Regions from separate parts of the Mus musculus genome. Here region 1 is linked to region 2. The links are chromatin loops, found by intact Hi-C in ENCODE. Cell type or tissue: heart. All regions are shown on one strand. Links, peaks and the distances in the headings refer to the core of each region. The heading gives the core; the rest is flanking DNA. Region 1 has its middle 7.3 kb from the start of Gm25092. Region 2 holds the start of Gm41546 (a long non-coding RNA gene).

What was found. Hi-C counts contacts between places; a loop is a spot of excess contacts. Peaks named below come from ENCODE experiments on the same cell type or tissue, not always from the same donor. Only the 100,000 strongest peaks of a DNase experiment are listed, where the experiment ranks them.
Region 1: a loop joins it to region 2, with 2.6 times the contacts of the local background. A loop is called at or near these places in 5 of 42 quality-filtered maps.

Annotation. Positions count from the first base shown.
Region 1 is chr17:24,013,363-24,018,735 of GRCm38, reverse strand. No RefSeq gene overlaps it. Among named protein-coding and RNA genes, the nearest start is that of Gm25092, 7.3 kb to the left of the region's middle. In heart, for the core only: a CTCF peak has its summit at 2,794 (motif pointing right); no DNase peak of the experiment used is centred there; H3K27me3 peaks cover 944 bases.
Region 2 is chr17:23,967,108-23,972,480 of GRCm38, reverse strand. Prss30 (protease, serine 30) reads left to right here. Exons shown (of 6, transcript NM_013921.3): 6 at 1-354. It overlaps Gm41546 (a long non-coding RNA gene), which reads right to left and starts at 5,216. Exons shown (of 3, transcript XR_876669.1): 1 at 4,938-5,216; 2 at 976-1,099. In heart, for the core only: a CTCF peak has its summit at 3,060 (motif pointing left); DNase peaks (open chromatin) are centred at 3,040 and 5,270.

The sequences.
Region 1 (5,373 bases), core at 231-5,230, 46 kb before region 2:
GACACTGTCAATAAGATAAAATGGCAACCAACAGATTGTGAAAAGATCTTTAGCAATCTTCAATCCGATAGGGAGCTAATATCCAATATATATAAAGAACTCAAGAAGCTAGACTCCAGAAAACCAAATAACCCTATTAAAAATGGGGTATAGCCGGGTAGTGGTGGCACATGCCTTTAATCCCAGCACTTGAGAGGCAGAGGCAGGTGGATTTCTGAGTTTGAGGCCAGTCTGGTCTACATAGTGAGTTCCAGGACAGCCAGAGCTATACAGAGAAACCCTGTCTCAAAAAAAAAAAAAAAAAGGGGGGGGGGGGTACAGAGCTAAACAAAGAATTCTCAACTGAGGAACACTGAATGGCTGAGAAGCACCTAAAAAAAATTTCAACATCCTTAATCAGTAGGAAAATGCAAATCAAAACAACCCTGAGATTCCACCTCATACCAGTCAGAATGGCTAAGATCAAAAAACTCAGGTGACAGCAGATGCTGGTGAGGATGTGGAGAAAGAGGAACACTCCTCCATTGCTGGTGGGACTGCAAGCTTGTACAATCAGTCTGGAAATCAGTTTGACGGTTCCTCAGAAAATTGGACATAGTTCTACCAGAAGATGCAGCAATACCACTCCTGGGCATATACCCAGAAGATATTCCAATTTATAATAAGGACACATGCTCCACTATGTTCATAGCAGCCTTATTTATAATAGCCAGAAGCTGGAAAGAACCCAGATGTCCCTCAACAGAGGAATGGATACAGAAAATGTGGTACATTTACACAATGGAGTACTACTCAGCTATTAAAAACAATGAATTTATGAAATTCTTAGACAAATGGATGGATCTGGAGGATATCATCCTAAGTGAGATAACTCAATCATAAAAGAACACACATGATATGCACTCACTGATAAGTGGATATTAGCCCAGAAGCTCAGAATACCCAATATACAATTTGCAAAACACATGAAACTCAAGAAGAAGGAAGACCAAAGTGTAGACACTTTGATCCTTCTTAGAAGGGAGAACAAAATACCCAGGGAAGGAGTTACAGAGACAAAGTTTGGAGCAGAGACTGAAGGAAGGACCATCCAGAAACTGCCCTACCTGGGGATCTATGCCATAAACAACCACCAAACCCAGACACTATTGAAAATGGCCAACAAGAGCTTGCTGACAGGAGCCTGATATAGTTGTCTCCTGAGAGGCTCTGCCAGTGCCTGGCAAATACAGAAGTGGATGCTCACAGTCATCCATTAGACGGAACACAGGGTCCCCAATGGAGGAGCTAGAGAAAGTACCCAAGGAGCTGAAGGGGTTTGCAGCCCCCTAGGAGAAACAACAATATGAACTAACCAGTAACCCTAGAGCTCCCTAGGACTAAATTACCAATCAAAGAAAACTCACGGAGAGACTCATGGCTCTAGCTGAATATGTAGCTGAGGATGACCTAGTCGGTCATCAATGGGAGGAGAGGCCCTTGGTCCTGTGAAGGTTCTATGTCCCAGTATAGGGGAATGCCAGGACCAGTAAGAGGGAGTAGGTGAGTTGGGGAGCAGGAGTAGGGGGAAGGGGATAGGGGATTTTCGGAGGGGAAACTAGAAAAGGGGATAGATAGCATTTGAAATGTAAATAAAGAAAATAGCTAATAAAAGAAGAAAGAAGAAAACAGTTGTGTTCCCCCGAACTCACTACATATTTTATTGTTGTTGTTTGGCTTTTTTGAGACAGGGTGTCTGAGTTAGGTGTCTGCTGTGAAGAGGCACTATAACCAAGGTAGCTCTTATAAAGGCAAACATTTAGTTGGGACTGGCTTAGTTTCAGAGGTTCAGTCCATTATCATCATGGTGAGAAGCATGGCAGTGTGCAGGCAGACATGGTGCAGGAGAAGGAGCCAAGAGTTCTACATCACGATCCAAAGGCAGCCAGGAGGAGACTCTTCTGCACTGGGCAGAGTTTGAGCATTTGGAGACCTCAAGGCCTGCCAGTACAGTAACTACAGTAACACACTTCCTCCACCAAGGCCACACCTATTCCAACAAAGTCACGCCTCTTAATAGTGCCGCTTCCCACGGGGCAAGCATATTCAAACCACCACCCAGGGTAATTTGTCTTGGGTGTCCTAGAACTTGCTCTGTTGTTTATGTTTCAGATTTACAGAGATCCACTTGCCTCTGCCTTCCAAGTGCTGACATTAGAGTCATGTGACACCACCTGGCTCCTCTTTTATTTTATTTATTTATTAATTTTTTTGAGAAGGGTCCTACTCTGGTGCATAGTTGGCTTAGAACACTGTCCTTAAACTCACAGCAATCAGCCTGTCTCAGCCTCCCAAGAGATCAGGGGCATGAAGCCCCATGCCTGGCTTCTAATTGAATGTAAATTTTGAGGTATTTATTTATTTGTATAAGTGTTTTGCCTGGTATATATGTCTATGCACCACTTGTGTGCCGGGTGCACAAGAAGGCTAGAAAAGGGCATCAGCTCTCCTGGGGCTTACAGACAGCCCGGAGCTGCCCTGTGGGTTGTGGGGATTAAACCCAGGTTCTCTGGGAGAGCAATCAGTGCTCCTAACCACTGAATCTTTGCTCCAGCATCCTAATTCCCGAATGTGTGAGTGTGCTAAGTGCTGGTGATTAAACCCAGAGCTTTGAGAATGCTAGGCTAATGCGCTCAAAATGTTTTTACTCTCCATTGTGCAAAATTCACGATAATTTAGCCATCAGCTCTAGAGGTTCAGTTATGCGTATGGATTCAGCAGACGGAGCAGTGAGGCCTGAGACTCTGCACCCAGCCGCTAGGTGGCAACCTCAGTCGGTTGCTGGCTGTTTCCAATCCTGTTCTGCTCCCCAAAGCGATGGTGATGCCTTTCTGGGTCGCGCACAGGAGTGGTAGGGATCGGGGACATTCGCAGTCTGCTCATCAGGCTCTCTACGACCATTTTGCTAGGTACCCCTGGCATTCGAGTAACCCCAACAGCCACCCGGTAACTATCACTTCCCAGCTGCCTCTGTGAAGTCGGCCTATCGACCTTCCAGGCACCAGCGAGTGACTCCTCAGTGACCATACTTCCTCTTGTCTGGGCATCCGCAGAAGTCCAGACACTAATTGGCCGGAGTTAATTAACCGCCGGTCTCTTAGTTTATATTTTTTCCCAGCAGGACTCCTAAGGAGGCCCTGGGAGGAGCACTTCCTCTGAGTCACCCGAACAGACACCACCTGGGCAACACAGGGCAGACTCAGCGGAGGCAGGTGGCAGGAAGGCTGGGTTTTCCAGGAGCTCCCACCATTGCATGCTTGGGCAGAGCATTTAACTCACTGTGTCAAGGTTTCATCCGCAGACATGCCTGCTTCCATGTCTAGATCCTATCACATAACTAGCCCCTAGAAAACACTACTGACACCCGGCTGGTCCAACAGTAGAGTTTGCTGTGCATTGGGTGCAAGGAGCTCTGCCTTGTAAGCTCTGCCTAGAATGAAGATGGAGAGGACAAAAATGAGGGACCATGGTTTTGGGGTCTGCAAGACGGGGGTGGGGTGAGGTGGGGTGGGGTGGGGAGGTGTGGCCTGGCTAGGATCTTGTTTCTACAGGATTAAACAACTGAAGTAGTTTAAAACTGCCTCATGGTGAGAGAGCCTCCAAGTCTTGGGAACATCTTGTGATTGAGGACTTTCCTGAACTTATTAGTAAGGTCGTTTACAAAATTTGCCTTCCTGGACAAGTGTTTCCTGGATGTGTCCGTAATATATTGCTTCACTTAGTAGTTGAAATCCTTTGGTTCATTTTTATTCTTTTAACAGTCTCATGGAGCCCATGCTGGCCTCAAACTGGTTCTGCAGTCCAGTGCGGTGGTTTGAATGAGAATGGCTTCCCTGGGCTTACAGATCTGAACACTTGCTCTCTAGCTGGTGGAACTGTTTTGGGGGAAGGATTAGGAGGTGTGGCCTTGCTGGAGTAGGTGTGTCACTGGGGCTGGTTTGAGGTTTCAGAAGCCAATGCCATTCTCAGTTAGGTCTCTCAGCCCAGTGTCTACTTCTCAAGGTGTGAGAGCCCAGCCAATGCTAAAGCACCCTTCCTGCAGGTCTGCCTGCCTGCCACCATGCTCCGTGCCGTGAGATCATGGACTCTAACCGTCTGAAAGTGTAAGCCCTGAATAAATGCTTTCTTTTAAAAGTTGCTTTGGTCATGGTATCTTATCATAGCAATAAAAAAGTGACGAAACCCCAGGTTAACCTTTAACTGGCTCTCTTTTCTTCACCTCCCTGGGGCATGAGCCTTCACACTGGCTATTTTATGTATCTGTTGCCATTATGAGGAGTAATATGGATTTTGCTATTTGTAACAGAGACATCCTGTTACAGTTACCCCATTTAATGTGAGGGCATGGTGCCAGGGAGGAGGAGGAGGGGTATACATGGAGTGGGCTAAGGGAGGTTTCAGCCATCTTTTTGGTTATAAGGACAAAGAAGGGCTGATGTAAAGGTATAAGACTGGAAAACTTGCTTCTCTGTTAAAGTAATGAACACAATGTGTTCACTTGTGAACTGCAATGCAAGGTATATAGTCCCGAGCTCATTGTTTTCTTTTGTAAGGGATATGTGGGAAGCTACTGGAGGGTATTTCCAAACTGCAATTCCACAAGCTTGTCAAGATCTTAAAATGGCCCTGTAACATTCGATTCCCAGCCTTCCTACAAAGAAGCCATGTGATCCAGGTCCAGCTCTTCTCCTGAGCTCACATCTTTGTGTATACAGTAGGGAAGGTGATACCTTAGACAGAGTAGTCAAGTGGGGGAGCGGGGGAACCATGTCCAGCAGAGCTGCCACGGTTGTTTTGAACAGAATTCCAGATGATCTCAGGGTCCCCAGTCCTGCAAACTGTGAATCTGGAACCACAAACCTTGTGAGAAATCACAGGTCTGTAGGAGGCAACTTCGGAAAGACTTGGAGTTCAGAGAGGAAGCAGAAGAAATTTAAAAAACTAACCATTATCCCAGGCCAGGACGTCTGCCACTCCTTTGGGTCGCTTCTTGCACCACTCAGTGTTTAATGAGCAGTTTTATACAGGTCAGGAACTCTCAGAAACAGGTTTGCAGGAGACACCGGAAGTCCCTGTTTGAGCAGGCATCTACTATTTGTTTGTTTGTTTGTTTGTTTGTTTACTTTTTGGATAGTTTGAGACAGGGTCTGACTCTGAAACCCTGGCTGGCATGGAACTCACAGAACTCTATCTGCTGTTTCTGCGTCCCGAGTGCTGGGGTTTAAGGCCTGTGCCACCGTCACCCAGCCGCAGTCACTCTTGTGGCAAATCTGAGCAAAGCCTAGAACAGAAACTAAAGAACCTGTGCACAGAGGGCATTGGGAGGCTTAGGAA
Region 2 (5,373 bases), core at 321-5,320:
GAGCTAAGGCTTGAAGCCCTAGTACTTCTGAAGGAACAGTAGGTGCTTCACCTGTACTGGGGTACCAGGCCCCGGTCACTAGCTGCAGACCCCCATAGATTTGTAGCCATCAGTCACATAAGGACAACGTCCCAAGCCCCTCCACATGTAGAGGATATGACCCGTGGTCATGTAGGCTCAAGACAGATCTCCATTTTAATGAGGTACCTAAAGGACTGGAGGGCTTAGCCAATAAGCTTTCCTTCCCAGACACTCCTTCCAGAAAAAAATATTTAACCTCAGGCCTGCCCTGAGAAAGTGGGGTACAGTTTTACTCATCCACTTTCTGCCATGACAATAAATTCCTTAAAACCATGGACTGCCTCTTTTTACTGAGCCACTGTAGGGAGCCATGGAGGCCTTTGCCTATAGAGCTGCCATCTAGTCTCCTGTAGAAGGCCTCTCTGCTCCCAGCCACGGCTGCCACCAACTCCAAGTTCAAGCCCACCACCCCGTCAAGCCAAGAACTATCACAGTGGGACCAGACAGAGCCCCCTTTTCTCCCCGGGCCCCAGGCTAGATCCAGCCTTTGAGCCCCCCACACCATTCTCAGCATTTCCGCAGCTTCCAGCAGTGCGTGGGTGTCCGAGATCCTGAGACCCAGATGGCCCGGCCTCCTTGCAGGCCTGGGGACCCCTGAGCCAGCTCCGGCTGTCCCATGCCTCAGACTGCGCTTCACCACCCCTGGAACGGTGTCCCAGGGCTTCACTAAGGCCCAACACCGGCCCCGCAACAGTGTGGGGTCAACTTCCAGCGGCCCCTGCCTCCCAAAGCGGCCAAGCCCTGTGGAGAAGCAGGCAGGCGACCCATAATCCTACAGTTTTGCAGCCTGGGAGGTTTGAAGGCTGCAGTGACTCGAAGAGCTTAAGGACATAGTAATTTGCAACACAGGGACACATCCTGTCACACTCAGGCAGCCACCTACATGTCACTTACCACAGGCCTGGTCCCGGTTCAGCTGTGCTTGGGCCAACTCTTTCGTCACACCACAGCGCTGCAGTGGGCAAGTAGAGATGCTCAGAGAGGGCGTGTGAGCTTCCTAAGGTCACACAGCTAGCTGCTAGGGTAGAAATAATTAAACAGGGATGTTTCAGAACCTGTGCTCTGGCCTAGGTACACTGCCCAAGCTGGCCTCCTCCATGCATGCATTAGAAGCATGCCTTACCATACTTGGCTTTTATTCTTCATTCACAATGCATTGTTGCTCTGGGAGAAAAAATCCTTTGGTATGGATCTAGAAAGGTGACCTAGCAATTAAGAGACTTCCAGAGCACCAGAGCTTGAGTCTTGGTACCCACCTCACACAGCTTACAGAGGGTCCTGCTTTTGGCCTCTGAGGTCATACCCATGTGACTCACAAACACACACACAATTAAAGATAAAATAACTTTTATAAAGATTTGTTTATTTGCTGGGCTGTGGTGGCGCACGCCTTTAATCCTAGCAGTCGGGAGGCAGAGGCAGGCAGATTTCTGAGTTTGAGGCCAGCCTGGTCTACAGCGTGAGTTCCAGGACAGCCAGGGCTACACAGAGAAACCCTGTCTCAAAAAACAAAACAACAACAACAAAAAAAAACCAACAACAACAAAATTTGTTTATTTTAGGCAGATAGGTTTGTCTGTGCAGTGCTCATTCATATCTCTTGAAACTAGAGCTATAGACTAGCGTTACAGATGGTTGTGAGCGGCCGTGTAGGTGGGTGCTGGGAATTGAGCCTGAGTCTTGTGAAAGAGCAGCCAGTGCTCTTAACCACTGAGCCATCTCTCCAGTCCCCCCATAAGATACAAATTGAAAGAAGCCCTTTGACACCTGTTCAGTCTGACCATGTGACCTCCTTTCTTTCACATTTTTTTTTTAAGCAATTCAGTTGAATCGTATTTTCCAGAAGTATCTGACCGTGTATAATGTACATCAAATTGGAAAATTGTTGTGTGCTATTTGAGCTCTCTGAGTAGTTGGCTCTGGGAACAGGATTGACCCCATCCACTTAAGACCCAAGCATGTCTGTCTCCAAGGTCCTGTTACTCTGTGACAGGGAGGATAACACAGCAGACAGTGCAGGAGTAACAATCTTGTGTTGTTCAGAACTGGTAGAAAGAGCAGCATTGTCAACAGAGGCTTCTCTTGCTAACCCCATGCCACAGAAGCACCTGCCGTGGGAGAGAGAGGTGCGAGTTTGACCACAGACGTACAGTTCAGTTGGGAATCCAGCTGTGGTCTTAACTTCCCCAGTTCCTGTTGGATGTCATGAAGAGCTATATTTGGTGTTTTGAGACAGGGTTTCTCTGTGTAGCCCTGACTGTCCTGGAACTCACTTTGTAGACCAGGCTGGACTCAAACTCAGAAATCTGCCTGCCTCTGCCTCCTGAGTCCCGGGATTAAAGGCACGCGCCACCACTGCCCAGCATGAAGAGCTACTTTGTGATGTCATCTCTATTTGTTCTTTTACTTGGAGGAAATGCTCTGCTGTGCCAGGACTCACTCTATCAGGAACTCTAGCCCCTTGACCAGACTCCCCAAGTCAAGAGAAGGGGTGCACTGGGGCCACAGCCGGTCCTGCTTTTGCTTCATCACTTGCTGTTTAGTCTTTGACTTTGATTTGCTTTACTTAATAATCTCACGCACGTAAAACTACAAGCATGGCTGCCATAACTTATTCTCCAAGTTGTAAAGAACACTATGGTAGATTTAAAATTAGCCCTTCCTGGGCTGGAGAGATGGCTCAGTGGGTAAGAGCACTGAATGCTCTTCCGAAGGTTCTGAGTTCAAATCCCAGCAACCACATGGTGGCTCACAACCATCCATAAAGAAATCACTCCCTCTTCTGGAGTGTCTGAAGACAGCTACAGTGTACTTACATATAATAAATAAATAAATAAAATAGCCCTTCCTGGGGCTGGAGAGCTGGCTCAGTGGTTAAGAGACTGGCTGCTCTTCCAGAGGGCCAGGTTCAATCCCCAGTACCCAGCTACATCCACATTGTGGCTTACAATGGCCTGTGGTTGTGCTTTCAGAGAGTCTGGCTCCCTCTTCTGGCCTTCGTGGGCACTGCATGTATGTAGTGCATGTACATACATGCTGGCAAAACACCATATTCATAAAATAAAAATAAATAAAAATCTTGGAAAATCAAGAGAGAGAAAGAGAGAGAGAGAGAGAGAGAGAGAGAGAGAGAGAGAGAGAGAGAGAGAGAGAGAGAGAGAGAGGAAGGAAGGAAGGAAGAAAAAAAGTCTTTCACCTCAGCCTGAGTAGTTTGCCTGCATTTCTCCTGTGCTTTCACAGTAAGAATGGCCACCTTCCTTCTTCTGTGTGGTTATTAGCAAAACTCTCATTCTTTCTTGAAAGTGTCTCAGTCAAACCATGAGCCAGGAACCCTTTGATGTGACAGTCTCAGTGACCTATGGAACATCTACCTCATACTCCTAACCTAGACTGTAGGTGCAGTCTATAACAGCTGTGGGTGCCATCACCTCCTTTGGCTGGTGAGCGCCCTCTACCTGGGTTTCAGCAGATGCACAGAGGGTGCCTGACAAAGACAAAAGAGACCTTTGCACATTGCAGCAAGTTTCATAAGCTCCCACTGTCTCTGTGGCTGCAAGGGCCACGGAAGGGATGGCCACCCTCCTTGAGAGAACCATCCAAACCTCTCAGAGTCAGCACCTTACTTCCTGAAACTCTGTTCACTCCGGGTGGCTGGCTGGAGTACTCCCCAGAGAGCACTGTGAAGCCAGCCCAGAGAAGACTGTCAAAGCCAAGGGAGAGACTGGAAATGGCTTGGTTGGTAAAGTGTTTGTTTTACAAACATGGGGGCCCGAGCTTGAATCCCAGCACCCACGTGAAGATGTCAGGTGCAGCAGGAGGAGATGAAGACCTCTGGGGTTTCCTGACCCAAGTCGAGCTCCAAGCCAGAGAGAGACTCTGCATCAAAATATAAGACTGCTAACACCTGGAGCAAAACACTCAAGGTTGGCTTCCGGCCTACACACACACACACACACACACACACACACACACACACACACACACACAGAGTCATTTACACACACACTCACAAACATGCACACACACACACACACACTCACACACACACACATGTACACATGTACACACAGACACACACACATGCACCCATGCATGCACACACATCACACCCAAAGCTATTGTTGACTGCCCAGGGCAGAGGTAGAGAACATGTAAGAGATCTGTCAGCCCTAGACCTTCTGCCTTTTCAGAGGAGAGGCACCCTTGACAGCCTCTTAGTTATGCCTGGGAAGAAATGTCTACCATTCTGTTGCCCCTGAGTCTATTTCCATGCGACCTCCCTCCTTACAGAATTCTCTGTGCTCCCCCTTCCTGCACCCTGCTCTCCCATTTGTCCTTTGGTCTTTCGGAGCCCACCTTGTCTCTCAATTTCTCTCGATGTCAAGGGTCAAGTAGTTTGCTAATACATTGTCCCCTCGTGCCTCAGGATATCTGCATCCCGAGTCAGCAAAGGACAGCGGAGTGGAACAAACGAAAAAGCCCCAGTTCTGCCCTCCAATTTTGTTTCACAATTTATTTTCCTAAGCAGGATCTCATGTTGCCCAGCCTGGACCTGGCTTACTATGTAGCTTCCAGTGACTTTGACTCCAGAGCACCCAACTTTTACCTCTGGAGTGCTGGCATTAGACGGACGAGCCACTAAGCCCGGTTTCACCCTGCATCCCTGCTTAACCCATGACAATCGGCAAACCTACCCTGCAGGAGTGAAGCCCTAGGAGGTGTCCAAACAAGAGCCCTCTTTAGACAGCAGCCCTTATCCCTTCATCAGGTGACCTCACAGCCCAGTTCTGAGAGCCCCTTCTTTTCCCAGGACGATAGTGCCAAGATGGACATTTCTACTTATAGCGCCCTCTCACCTGGCTTCCAGCTTAGGTAGCAGGCAAGGAGGTGCTGGGGTTGGGTTGGGGGTAGCTGGGAATGGAGAGAGCAAAGGTTGTGGCACCCTGTTGACTGCACATCCTTGTCTGCACAGGGGTTTGTCTCAGGCACCTCCTCTGGCTGCACTGTCCATATGATCTGGGTGGCATCCCTCAGACACAGATCTAGTGACAAGTTCATTCTTGGACAGTCTGTAACAGAACTTGGAGTTCCGTGTTGCTCAAGAGGAGGTAGTTCATGGCCAACACAGACAGCACACAGACACTCCCTGCAGGATCAAGCCAGAACAAGGATAAGGAAGTAGTTACAATTTACTCAAATGTTCCGGAAGACCCACAAGCTCATTTCTGTCCAAAGGTCAAATTGGGGAATGAGTGGCTGAGAGGAGGAACTAAGCCAAGTGTAGGACAGAGG